2 separate regions of the Homo sapiens genome follow, and region 2 is linked to region 1. A link is a loop called in an ENCODE intact Hi-C map of the cell type or tissue named here. Cell type or tissue: OCI-LY7. All regions are shown on one strand. Each heading gives the region's core, and the rest is flanking DNA. Links, peaks and the distances in the headings are about the cores only.

The links. A loop is a pair of places that touch in the nucleus more often than their neighbours do. Peaks named below come from ENCODE experiments on the same cell type or tissue, not always from the same donor. Only the 100,000 strongest peaks of a DNase experiment are listed, where the experiment ranks them.
Region 2: a loop joins it to region 1, with 4 times the contacts of the local background. A loop is called at or near these places in 9 of 110 quality-filtered maps.

Annotation. Positions count from the first base shown.
Region 1 is chr2:218,299,960-218,302,871 of GRCh38, forward strand. All of the region lies in intron 2 of PNKD (PNKD metallo-beta-lactamase domain containing), which reads left to right. Among named protein-coding and RNA genes, the nearest start is that of TMBIM1, 8.9 kb to the left of the region's middle. In OCI-LY7, for the core only: CTCF peaks have their summits at 1,499 (motif pointing right) and 1,698; a DNase peak (open chromatin) is centred at 1,522.
Region 2 is chr2:218,369,781-218,372,692 of GRCh38, forward strand. No RefSeq gene overlaps it. Among named protein-coding and RNA genes, the nearest start is that of CATIP-AS1, 3.3 kb to the left of the region's middle. In OCI-LY7, for the core only: no CTCF peak of the experiment used is centred there; DNase peaks (open chromatin) are centred at 871 and 1,211; H3K4me3 peaks cover 1,544 bases; H3K27ac peaks cover 2,500 bases.

The sequences.
Region 1 (2,912 bases), core at 199-2,698:
TTGCCTAGGCTGGTCTCAAACTCCTGGGCTCAAGTGATCCACCTGCCTCAGCCTCCCAATGTGCTGGGATTACTGGAGTGAGCCACCGCGCCTGACCACCACCTCTTTCTTATCTCTCACATCCTCACTTTCCTCCTTGACCAGCTTGGATTCCAATATTATAATTACTCCTTTGCATGCAGCCTCAACTCTACCTTATGGTTCTCAGCAGCAAAATCTCAACTCTGCACCCACATAGCCAAAAGTGAGGGTAAAAACATGCAACGGTCCTGACTGATCTCGCTTTAAGTTCATGCACACTAACTTGTCCATTCATACTAACACACCCATCCTAGGCAATTACTCCACACTTTCTACAGTCCCTTCTGAACTCCCACACCTCCTCTGCAGCCTCACTCTCAGCCTCGACTTTGCTTCCTATGTCTCTGAGCAAGCAATCAGAGAATTGCTGCCTATATCACCACTTGGATGTCTAATAGGTGACTGCTTCTCAAACTTTAATGTGCAAATAGATCGCTTGGGGTTCATGTTAAAATGCAGATTCTGCTTCAGTAGGTTGAGAGTCTACATTTTTTTCTTTTCTTTTCTTTTCTTTTTTTTTTTTGAGATGGAGTCTCGCTCTGTTGCCCAGGCTGGAGTGCAGTGGTGCGATCTCAGCTCACTGCAACCTCCGTCTCCTGGGTTCAAGAGATTCTCCTGCCTCAGCCTCCCAGGTAGCTGGGATTACAGGCATGCCCCACCACGCCCAGCCAATTTTGTATTTTTAGTAGAGATGTGTTTTCACCATGTTGGTCAGGCTGGTCTCGAACTCCTGACCTCAAGTGATCCACCCACCTCTGCCTCCCAAAGTGCTGGGATTACAGGCATGCACCACCACGCCTGGCCATAGGTGAATTTTTAATGGGATTTTTAAATACTAAGTCTTCAAAATCTGGTATGTATTTGACACAGCATATCTCAATTAGGATGTTACTTTTTCATCAGAAATATAGGATCTGTATTTAGATCAAATCTGAAAAGTGTTTGTAAAATGTACATACTTGAGTGTTTTCCAATAACTGAAATAAGCATCAAGGTTTATTTTATTATTGTTTTATTTTTAGAGTAAAATGAAAGCAAGTTTATTAAGAAAGTAGAGGAATAAAGAATGGCTACTCCATAGACAGAGCAGCCAATGTTTAGATTTAAGTTTAAATGAATTAAAATTACATAAAATTAAAAATTCAGTTTTATAGTTGCACTAACCACATTTTATGTGCTCAGTGGCAAGTGGCTAGTGGCTACCATATGAAACAGCACAGATCTATAGCGCTGGTCATTGACTTAAGGGGGAATTCTGGGGGTCAGGGTCTAGATCGTAATTCATCTTGGCCAGATGCCTAGCCCAGGGCCTGCACTCAGTACTTTCTGCTGCGTTCCATTTACTTTTAACAAGTCAAAAACTGACATCTAGGAAGCGGTTGGAACAAGCCACAATCAGTTCCCAGACATGACCACTAGGGGGCAGAGTCTGACTAGCACTGTTTGGCTAGAAAAAGGGAGCCTTGGCCGACGCAATGGCTCACACCTGTAATTCTGCATTTTAGCCAGGCCCAGGCAGAAGCATGGCTTGAGCCCAGGAGTTCGAAACCAGCCTGTGCAACATAGTGAGACCCATCTCTTTAAAAAAATTAAAACATTAGCTGGGCATGGTTGTGCGTGCCTGTAGTCCCAGCTACTTGGAAGGATGAGGTGGGAGGTTGGCTTGACCCCAGGAGGGTCAGGGCTGCAGTGAGCTGTGATTATGCCACTCCAGCCTGGGCAACAGCCTGAGCTACCATCTGTCTCAAACAAACAAACAAAAACGGGAGAAAAGAAAGGGGCCAGGACTCAACCCCAATACCATTAAGATTTATTTAACAAGCATTTATGAGGGGCCAACTGTGTGCCAGACCTGTGGGGATACAGAAGTAAATAAAATACAGCCCCCGCTTTCTTGGAGTTTACAGTCCAGTAGGGAAGGCAGGACAGATATTAGCAACTCATCTCATAAGCAAAGGTATCTTTACAAACTGTAATACATGCACTTAAGGAAAGCTGACTCAGTGCCCTAAAAGAGTGGCACCCAAGGCAGGGAGCTGTGGCTCACGCCTGTAATCCCAGCACTTTGGGAGGCCGAGGCAGGCAGATCACCAGGTCAGGAGATCGAGACCATCCTGGCTAACACGGTGAAACCTGTCTCTACTAAAAATACAAAAAATTAGCCAGGCATGGTGGTGCGCACATGTAGTCCCAGCTACTCGGGAGGCTGAGGCAGGAGAATCACTTGAACCCAGGAGGCAGAGGTTGCAGTGAGCTGAGATAGCGCCACTGCACTCCAGCCTGAGCAACAGAGTGAGACTGCATCTCAAAAAACAAAAACAAAAGAGTGGCACCCAGGCACCTCTTATGTTGGCAGAAGGTGGCATGAAAGAGTAGCTACAGAGGGGATGGGCCGTGGGGGGTGGTGGACAATGGTGCTGTGACCCTTCTAAGCAGAAGGATCAAGCTATGTGAAGGTGTGGAGACACCCCTGAAGCTGAAAGAGCTTGGCATGTTCCAGAAACTTCCAGGAGAGTGGTGTGGCTGGAGAGTGGTGGGCACTGGGGCATGGCCCAAGAGGAGACTGGGGAGGTGGCAGGGGCCAGGTCTACAGAGTCTCAGGGCCTCTTTAAGGACTTCAAATTTCAGCCTAAAGATATCAATGAAAACATTCAAACTCTGTAAAATATTTGAAGAAATTTATTCTGAACCAAATATGAGCGACTATGGCCCTTGACACAGCCCTCAGGAGACCCTGAGAACACGTGGCCCAAGGTAGTCAGGGCGGGGGGACAGGGGCGCAGAATGTATGTGTGTGTTGAAGGGAGCTTCCAGGTTATAGGTAGATTTAA
Region 2 (2,912 bases), core at 178-2,677, 70 kb after region 1:
CAGCCTCAATTTCCTTTTTCTTTTTTTTTTCAGAGACCAGTCTCCCTGTGTTGCCCAGGCTGCTTTTGAACTCCTGTGCTCAAGCAATCCACCTCCCTCAGCCTCCCAAAGTGCTGAGGTTACAGGCATGAGCCACTGCACACAGCCTCTATTTTTGCTATTATAAACAGTGTTGCACTGAACATCCTTGTAGCTAAATCTTTGCATATATCAACAAGTTATTTCCTTAAGGATACATTCTGACAAGTTACATTGCTGAACTAATTTTAAGACTTTTATTTTAGCATATTGCCAAATTCTACAGGGGTTGGATTTCTGTTAAGGTGAGGTAAAGCATTCCAGGCAAAGCAAATAACATGAGCAAAGGACAGAAGTAGGAAAGTGTAATGCATGTCTGTGGTCAAGAGCAGTGGTACCCAATAGAACTTTCTGCAGTGATGGAGAGTTGAGGGTGGGGACTTCAGGAAAGGCCTCTCTAGGGTCTCAGTTGAGCTGGGACCTAAATGATAAGGAGTCAGACTTGTGAAGAGTTGAGGGAAAAGCCTTCTAGGCAGAAGGAACAGCAAGTGCAAAGGCTGTGAGCATGGCATGTTGGGAACAGGCCATTGAGGCTGGAGCATGAAGGGGCAGGAGAAAAACACGCAGTAACTGCAAGATGGGCAGGGCAGGATCACAGAGGGTCGCCTAGGCTCTGGCAAGTTCTCTTCATCTGTGGGGAACCGAAACAGGCTGACCCAACCCCATGCACCCAGAACATTCCCAGAAAGATCGACAGAGCTCCCTTTAGTCCAGAAACCCTGCAGCGGTTGGAGGAGGCCAAGGCAGCAGCTTGCAACACACGCAGGTTCATCCTTCACTGAGCTCTTACATCAGGTGCCTGCAATAGGGAGGAGGAGTTGAGCCACTTCCCTGTCTCCTCTGTGATGTCTATTTCAAAACTGGTTTATTTTAAAATCTTAGTATTTGTTCCCAGAACTACTGTGACTCCGTCCTCTTGCTCCATAATACTGACGTACATTTCTCAGCCGGCAGCAGTGGCTCATGCCTGTAATTCCAACACTTTGGGAGGCCCACGCGGCAGATCACTTGAGTCTAGAATTTTGAGACCAGCCTGGATAACACAGCAAGACCCTGTCTCTACAAAAAATACAAGAAGTCAGCTGGGCATGGTGACACAAGGCTATAGTCTCAGCTACTCAGGAGGTTGAGGGGGGAGGATTGCTTGAGCCCAGGTGTTCAAGGCTACAGTGAGCTGTGATTGCACCACTGCACTCCAGCTTGGGTGACAAAGACAGACTCTGTCTCTAAAAAAAAGTTAAAAAAAAAAAACAGAGATGCATTTCTCAGCATAAAGAAAAAAACATGTTCAGCAATTCTGAAGTGCCAGGCACTGGATCTAGGGATGCTGTGGCCAGCAAACAGGCCAGGCGCCACTTGCATCGCCCACAGTCAGCCTAGAGAGGAAGTGACAGCCCCCAGTAATCCCATGGGGGGATATAAAAGTATAGGGCATGGGAAGGGCTAAGAAGGGAATGTAGACATGCAGTGAGAGTGCCTAATGCAGCCTTGTCCTAGTATGGGGCTCCAGGGAGGAGGAAGGAAATAAACAGTAATAACAGCCTGGACTCAGTGGCTCACACCTGTAATCCCAGCAATTTGGGGGCCGAGGCCGGATGATTACTTGAGGCCAGGAATAGGAGACTGGGCTATGTAGTGAGGCCTTGTCTCTACAACAAAACTGATTTATTTATTTAGAAGCGGAGCTGTGCGTTGTCACCCAGGCTGGAGTGCAGTGACACCATCTCCGCTCACTGCAACTTCCACTTCCCAGGTTCAAGCGATTCTCCTGCCTCAGCCTCCTGAGTAGCTGTGACTACAGGCGTGGGCCACCATACCCAGCTAATTTTTGTATTTTTAGTAGAGAAGGGATTTCACCATGTTGGCCAGGCTGGTCTCGAACTCCTGACCTCAAGTGATCCACCCACCTAGGTCTCCCAAAGTGCTGAGATTACAGGCATGAGCCACTGCGCCCCACCAAAAAAATTTTTTTAATTAGCCAGCCGTGGCGGCAGTTACCTGTAGTCCCAGCTGCTCAGGATGCTGAGGAGATAGGATACCTTGAGTCTTGAAGTCCAAGGGTACAGTAAGTTATGATCTTGTTACTGCACTCCAGCCTGGGCAACAGAGTGAGACTCTGTCTCTAAAACACAAAATAAAATAAAAATCTTTTTTAAAATAGTAACAATATTAAGAGGAAACCCATAATACATGTGATTCTCACAATATCCCTATGAGGTGGTTTCTATTGCTATTCACATATTACAGATGAGGAAGAGGTCAAGGCTCATGGCCACACACTGGTTAGTGTCAGAGCCAGAATTTGGACTCAGAGAGTCTGGCTCCAGAGCCCATGTGCCAATCCACTCTCCTAAACAGATCAAATGTAACTCTCTGGAGACAGATCCCAGAACAGAGAAGAGTCACCTTCCTGCTTTAATACATGCAGAGTAGGCTTGACTTTACACTTTCTCCTTCCCCAGGCACCCAGAAACTAGTGCATTCTTTCTTTCTTTCTTTCTTTTTGAAATGGAGTTTCACTGTTGTTGCCCAGGCTGGAGTGCAACGATGCGATCTCGGCTCACTGCAACCTTCGCCTCCCGGGTTCAAGCGATTCTCCTGCCTCAGCCTCCCGAGTAGCTGGGATTACAGGCATGCGCCACCACGCCCAGCTAATTTTGTATTTTTAGTAGCAATGGTGTTTCTCCATGTTGGTCAGGCTGGTCTCGAACTCCCAACCTCAGGTGATCTGCCCGCCTCGGCCTCCCAAAGTGCTGGGATTATAGCCGTGAGCCACTGGGCCCGGCCTCAGTGCGTTGTTCCTTAGTGCATTGACACCACTGGGAGTCTCACTG